2 separate regions of the Homo sapiens genome follow, and region 2 is linked to region 1. The links are chromatin contacts, found by Hi-C or POLR2A ChIA-PET in ENCODE. All regions are on one chromosome and are shown on one strand. Each heading gives the region's core, a stretch centred on a gene start or an enhancer-like site at or near the end of the contact. The rest is flanking DNA. Distances are from core to core; before and after follow the strand shown. Region 1 holds the start of SEC24C (SEC24 homolog C, COPII component). Region 2 overlaps CAMK2G (calcium/calmodulin dependent protein kinase II gamma).

What was found. Hi-C counts contacts between places; a loop is a spot of excess contacts on that map. ChIA-PET counts read pairs that join two places held with the same protein, here RNA polymerase II (POLR2A). Pooled maps may share reads with other maps.
Region 2: a pooled map shows a loop between it and region 1 (4-fold over the local background). The contact joins the enhancer-like site here to the promoter of SEC24C in region 1. A Hi-C loop is called at or near these places in 7 of 50 pooled maps. POLR2A ChIA-PET finds 5 or more read pairs at or near these places in 4 of 52 experiments (H1, HCT116, HepG2 and 1 more).

Annotation. Positions count from the first base shown.
Region 1 is chr10:73,742,632-73,746,134 of GRCh38, reverse strand. It overlaps SEC24C (SEC24 homolog C, COPII component), which reads right to left and starts at 1,763. Exons shown (of 23, transcript NM_198597.3): 1 at 1,698-1,763. LOC124902453 (a long non-coding RNA gene) reads left to right here and starts at 1,870. Exons shown (of 2, transcript XR_007062195.1): 1 at 1,870-1,918; 2 at 2,924-3,171. RefSeq lists enhancers at 1,248-1,814, 1,715-2,144, 1,815-2,382, 1,222-2,421.
Region 2 is chr10:73,847,406-73,850,908 of GRCh38, reverse strand. CAMK2G (calcium/calmodulin dependent protein kinase II gamma) reads left to right here. Exons shown (of 23, transcript NM_001367534.1): 6 at 1,576-1,648; 7 at 1,794-1,896; 8 at 2,300-2,383; 9 at 2,827-2,921. Among named protein-coding and RNA genes, the nearest start is that of CAMK2G, 25 kb to the left of the region's middle. Within about 2 kb of position 1,693, at least 16 of the 41 ENCODE cell types and tissues checked have a DNase peak (open chromatin) inside an H3K27ac peak, as active enhancers do.

The sequences.
Region 1 (3,503 bases), core at 514-3,013:
AGGCTGGAGTGCAGTGGCGCGATCTCGGCTCACTGCAACCTTCACCTCCTGGGTTCAAACGATTCTCCTGCCTCAGCCTCCCGAGTAGCTGGGATTACAGGCGCGTGCCACCACACCCAGCTAGTTTTTGTATTTTTAGTAGAGACAGGTTTTCACCCTGTTAGCCAGGCTGGTCTCGATCTCCTGACCTCGTGATCCACCCACCTTGGCCTCCCAAAGTGCTGGGATCACAGGTGTGAGCCACCACGCCCGGCCAAAACCGAAGCATTAAAATCAATAAAAGTTGGCCAGGCACAGTGGCTCATGCCTGTAATCCCAGCACTTTGGAAGGCCAAGTCGGGCAGATCACTTGAGGTCAGGAGTTCATGACCAGCCTGGCCAACACGGTGAAACCCAGTCTCTACTAAAAATACAAAAACTAGCCGGGCATGGTGGCACACGCCTGTAATCCCAGCTACTTGGGAGGCTGAGGCAGGAGAAATCGCTTGAACCCGGGAGGCGGAGATTGCAATAAGCCGAGATCGTGCCACTGCACTCCAGCCTGAGCAATAGAGCAAGACGCCCTTTCAAAAAAATAAAAAATAAAGGACACCTGAAAACTCTAGCAAGGTAACAGATTAAAACCAAGTGCAGAACAGGCACCAAAACTTCTTCACATAATCTGAGGAAACAGTTCAAGAATCAGGGGCAAAGTTAGAGTTAGATTTCATGGAAAAAAATCATTCACCTCATCCCTCAAGCAGAAGACTATGAATATTCTAAATTCCAATGCACTTCTCCAACTCTCCTGTTTCTGCTCCCCTTACGATTGTTATGAATCTCAGCCACCATCAAAATTATTACAATCTTGCTCATCAACACAGGGATGAATTAGAGGGCCTTTTCTAAACAGGGTCCTTCCAAGAAAACTATCTCATCACATCTACTTTCAACAGCTGTATCATTCCAATTATCCTGTAGACAGAAGGGGCCCAGAAAGCAGGAGCACTCAGAGTTGCTGCAAAGGGAACAATGGACCTCTCCCCCTTTGCTAGAAGGGCCACCTTGACTATAGAAAAGGAGCTGATCCTGGTCTAAAACTCTTTAAACTCAAAGTTATCTCAATAGCTGTTCTTCCAAACCCTAAACCTTACAGAGGTAGGTCACTGACACTAAGTTTAAAATATGTCCTCTCCCTTTATGTTTCCAAAGCCGGGGGGAGGGGTAAAGAAAGGAGCTTCTTCTCCAGAAAATAATCCCCTCAAACACATTCAAGAGCTTGGAGTCAGACTGAAGTCTCGACTCCATTCTGGGTGGATAGTCGAGGGTGACAACCCAAGGGGGCGGGGCAAGCTTCCTAGAACTCTGAAAGTAGTCAAGCCATGGAGCCTCGGAGAGCCGAGGATCAAAACCGAGAAGCCAAGTCGGCTTCTAGGGCCACGTTAAGAGAGGGGGCTGCTCTGTTAAGCACAGAGACCAAACGTCTTGCACCTTTTAACAGGCTCGGGGCAGGAAGCAGGAGCCGGAATCTGGGCCGGGAGACGAAGGGATGGTCTAGGACCTGCTCCTGGATGGTGGATGCGTGAGGTGAGGGTCTCTACCCAGGCCCCGCCCCCAGGCTCCTCCCTTCTTTCTGAAACCGGACCCCAATCTGGCCAGTAATACCCTGACCTCTCCTTTGCTTTCCTACCCGCCAACCTCCCGATGCCACTCCTCACCCGGCTCCAGATCCAGGTTAGACTTCGTTCCTAACGTCAAGGCTCCCAGGCTCCACTTCCGGTTCCGAGGGGGCCGTCCCGTCACCCCCGGAAGTTCCTCCTCCACGCTTTAGGGCCGGGCCACTTCTTCTGCCACGTCTGCATTTCGGGGACCCGGATGCCGCGCATGCGCCTCTTTCATCTTCCCATCATGGCCGCCGCCTGTGCGCCTCTGCTGAGTCGTATGTATTTCCCTCCTGACATTTTTTTTCAGATGTTCCAGTCACTTTATGGCCTCACCAACAGAAATGAGATTAAAAAGAATTTGTCAAACTATCTTTAATAATGCCCCTTCACTCTGCCTGTGACGTATTAGTGACCTCTGAGCTAGAGTCTTGTAGTCACTTCCTGGTGACCCCTGACCCCGTTGATTTCCGTCCGCTAGGTTGCTCTCACCCATGGCGTTTGCTGGTTATGAGATTTGCGGAACGTGTGGTGGTGGTAAAGGGCACCAACTGTTGTCAACCTGCATGTGGGGGTCTGAGGTCTGGCTCTACAGCTTGTAAAATGGAAATAATAATGCCCAGAGGATGAAATTAGGCCACATAGGCCGCTTGGCATCATAGTAAGCACTCAGTAAAGGTCAATTGTTATTAACCATTTTTATACAGCGCCTTTGTTTAGGTGCAGAGCTTTATCAGAGCCAAAAGATCTCTGCGCTCTGTTGGAAAAGATAGTTCCTGCAGTAATTATTAGTACCCCATTTAATGGCTAAGTAATTATAGCTAACAGTGCTAGGATTTCTTTTTCATATATGACTTCATTTGAACTTTTCAGTACTATTTGTTGATTTCATAATTTTTCGAGCACTGCTGTTGAAACTGCCTTTGCAAAATTACAACTGAGGAAATTATGATAGTGGAAGAAATCAGACTTAACCGACTCCATCTTGCTTCTAACCTTTAAGCTGTCCTTATTCATTCCTGGGTGTAGGTGGAACTAACTTTGGGGAGGAATTCAGTTTATGGTTTGAAACAAAATTGATAATAGCCCCTTCCCGAAAAGACCCCCTTCTTGCCTGGGGACCAGTCTGTCTTTACAGGACTAACAAATTAGCTACAAGATTACAAATTACAGTTTAGGGGACATGCAGCCTCTCGCTCCAAGAGTCTGAACCTCCCCAAATTGCTTTTAGGAATAACATAACTATTGTAAAACCTAAGATTAGTGCTTGAGATGTTTTGCAGACCCTGCACTCATTGGATCAGCTGACTACCTAGACCAGTAACCTGGCTCAATCAGTTCTGCCATTCCACCCAGGAACAGAAAACAGCAAGAAAACCTCACTTTGACTCCCTGTGATTCCGTCTTCAACCTGACCAATCAGCACTCCCCGCTTCCCAAGCTCCTACTCGCCAAATTATCTTTAAGAACTCTGATCCTCAAATGCTCAGGGAGACTAATTTGTGTAATAATAAAACTCTGGTCTCCCACACAGCTGGCTCTGCGTGAATTACTCTTTCTCCATTGCAATTCCCTGGTCTTGATAAATCAGCTTTGTCAAGGCAGCAGGCAGGGTGAACCCACTGAGCGCTGACATTGTGTGCCAAGCCATGTTCTTGGGTCTGGAAATAGAGCAGTGAACAAAAGTGTTTGTTCTCATATTATTGACAGTAAATATCAGTTATTCTGAGGCACAGAGTGGTTTATTCACTGAAAAATTTGCACTTTAGGCTGTGCTGGAAACTATATATTAGGCATTGAGCATGCTTTACTAAACAAGCAGATTGTTCTTGTCCTCTGTTTTGTTTTGTGACAGTCTTGCTC
Region 2 (3,503 bases), core at 444-2,943, 100 kb before region 1:
AAGGCGCTCCCTGCTAGCCCGGCTCTGTTCTAATTATACATCTCTGTGGAGACTCGCCTCTATAGCTCAGTCTTAAAGTTTCTGTGGCCCACTCTTGGGCTGTGTCCTATGGGGAGGCCCGAGTTTCAGCCCCCAGGGACCCAGTACGACCCCTTGGTTCTTGTGGCATCCCCAGCATCAGATTTTAGGAATAGTAAGTCCAGGCCACCCAGCCCCATACACTGGGATGCTCTGCAGATGTGCTTAATATACCAGATAGTGCCTGATGACGGGGGTCTATATTCTAGGCCAAGTTCCTCAGCCTTGGTGCTACTAACGTTTTAGGCCAGGTACTTCCTTGTTGTGAGGCCTCTCCTGTGCATTGTGGCAGACATTTAGAAGCATCCTTGGCCTCTGCCCACCAAATGCTGGGAGCACCCCTCCTCCAGTTGTGACAACCAGAAATTTCTCTAGGCATTGCCAAATGTCCCCTGCGGTGGGGGGGGGCGGGCGGCAAATTCATTCCCAGTTGAAAACCACTGCTCTAGACTGCCCCCGCTCCCTGTCAGGAGTTTGATGACAGGGATGGCAGGATGGTTTGCTATGTGGACAGTCTGATTTACGTGTGTGACTGTGGCTGGGCGCAGTGGCTCACGCCTGTAATCCCAACACTGAGAGGCCAAGGTGGGTGGATCACTTGAGCTCAGGAGTTCAAGACCAGCCTGGGCAACATGGTGAGACCTTGTCTCCACAAAAAAATACAAAAATTAGCTGGGCACGGTGGCTCATGCTTGTGGTCCCAGCTACTGGGGAGGCTGAAGTGGGAGGATTGCTTGAGCCCAGGAGGTCAAGGCTGCGGTGAGCTGTGTTCACGACATTGCACTCTAACCCAGGCAACAGAGTGAGACCCTGTCTCAAAAATAAAATAATAAAATAACTTTGGGTTTTTTTCTCTACGCAAAATCATCAGAAGTGCTCCTTAAATGCCCTGTTTGGAAGCTCTTAAGTACATTGTTTCTTAAAGGTATCTTTGTACTTGTTTTAGCTGCCTTACTGGATGCCAGACCTCAGGGCAGCTATTGGGTCTTGTCCATCTTCATTATCCTAGGCACTCAATAAACATTTAGGGAAATGAATGAGTGCACCCACCGCCAAAGTAGCTTAGGTTGTTTAGTTGGACTCTCCTTCCTAAGTTGCCAGCACAAGCTTCTTCTCCAAGAACAAAGTTACTGTATGGAGAAAGAGAAAGAAGGAAGGGATTGGATGCTCTCTTCTTCCTCAGGATTCTGGGCTGTCTCCTGATCTCTTGGAAATGAGTTGGTTGTGTTAGACCTTTCCAGTCAAAAGGGGGTGAGAGGAACCCGTTCTAGCGGTGATCCTAGAAAAACCATTGCATCTGCCTGGGCCTCGGTTTCCTCTTTCTTTAAATAGGTTGAACAAGATGATGTGCAGAGTCTAAGGTTCCAGTGGCCGTTAAGTGATTCTCTGTGAATCCGTGGCCCCTTGTCACATGCCTTAGTCTGCAGCATGTGGTTGTGGATGTGGATGAGGTGGTTTAACCCTGCGCTAACATTTCTTTTCCTTCTGCTTTTTTAGCCACTGTATACATCAGATTCTGGAGAGTGTTAACCACATCCACCAGCATGACATCGTCCACAGGGACCTGAAGGTACTACCCAGGCTCCCCTCCGTGCCTCTGCTCATGAAGTGTTGGCGCCACCTGGTGCCAGATAGTGGTACTGCGTAGGCCCAAACTAGGCTTCCTCTGGGCTGCAGGGTGGGTGCTCACAAGGTTCTCTGTGTTTCTTCTGCAGCCTGAGAACCTGCTGCTGGCGAGTAAATGCAAGGGTGCCGCCGTCAAGCTGGCTGATTTTGGCCTAGCCATCGAAGTACAGGGAGAGCAGCAGGCTTGGTTTGGTAAGGGTGATCCTGTCTTCCCGGAATGCAGCCCCCGCCCTTCCTCCTCTTCCTGATCTGCCTTCCTCTATTAGAACTAGAAGCCAGACCCTTAATGGTCCTGGCCTCCGAGATCTCTCTTGGCCGTACGCGACTCAGTACAGTAAGTCTAGCTGTTGTCAGCACTGCTTTCTTGCTGCCTGTGGGAAGGAGCTGGAGTTCCTGGTAGGCATACGGCTTTGCCGTCTGGTTCAGATTCCAGGCGCTACAAGAAGCCCAGCCTGTCAGCTCTTGCTGCCCATGTGCTGAGAGTTTATGTAGCAAAAGCAGCAGGAATAAGATGGGACTTGGGGGAAATGGCTGGTGTGGATTTAACGAGAGAGAAAGTGGGTTCAGTATGCCTCTGCCCTCTCTTTTGCTACAGGTTTTGCTGGCACCCCAGGTTACTTGTCCCCTGAGGTCTTGAGGAAAGATCCCTATGGAAAACCTGTGGATATCTGGGCCTGCGGTAAGCCCATTCCACGCTCTCAGCTTTTCGCTGTTAAGGGCCCTCAACTTCCGATGATGGCAAGAAAGAGGCATCGCTATTCCTTGCAGGTCACACACGTGCCTGGTGTATGTGAAATTATGGTGTTTGCCCCTGGGATGGCTGTTCCCATCACACCCTCCTCCCTGCGTACTTCTGGGATGACATTGTATCCTTCTTGGAGAGGGATTTGCCCACGCCTTAGAGGATGGGTTGTGCCTAAAGAAATCCCTGGTGTGACTTGGTGACGTGAAGTGTGAGGCATAGCAGGAGGGGCTGGTAGCATAGCATTATCGGCTGGCATCCACTTCTGACTCTGGTATGGCCCCTGCCTTTCTAGGTGGCTCTGAGCCCTGCATGGTTTTTCTTGGTTCCTCAGGGAAGTAGGCGACTGACCCCCATGACCTGTGTGTTCTGTCTCGTAGGGGTCATCCTGTATATCCTCCTGGTGGGCTATCCTCCCTTCTGGGATGAGGATCAGCACAAGCTGTATCAGCAGATCAAGGCTGGAGCCTATGATGTAAGGACCAGAGAGCCGGGCAGCCAGGCCAGGAAGGGCAGATGTCCTTGCTCCTCGGGCTCTGTCCAAGGGAGCAGGCTTGTTTAGTGTGTCACGTGATACGGGGGTGTCAGGGGACTTTGAGGACCCAGGAATGGGCATCCAGGGCCCAATTCTTGCCACTCTATGTCCCAGGGAGCAACTTTCTTTTGCACAGCCTTCTTCATAACTAAAATTGAGGAGTCCACTGAAGTCCTTTGATCTTTACTTGCAAAGAATGGAGCGGCCTCATTGGTGTGCTGTGTAACACAGGGACAAAAGGCCTGGAGACTCCCTCCACTGCAGTGGCACCTTGGACACATTGCTGAGCCTCTGTTCCCTCCTAAGTATAGAGCTGGGCTTAAACCAGAGAATGTTGGAGTCCCCTTCCCGCTCTAATCTGATGTTCTGGCATTCTAAACATGACTGTTCTGTCTGTCTTTCCAAGTCTTTAAGTTGACACAGGTTCTGGAATAGCCGCAGGGCTTCTCCAACTCTGCCAGTCACAGCTTTAGGTACCACAGAGTATCCCAATTACAGGAGTTGAGTTGAAGACAGAACCAG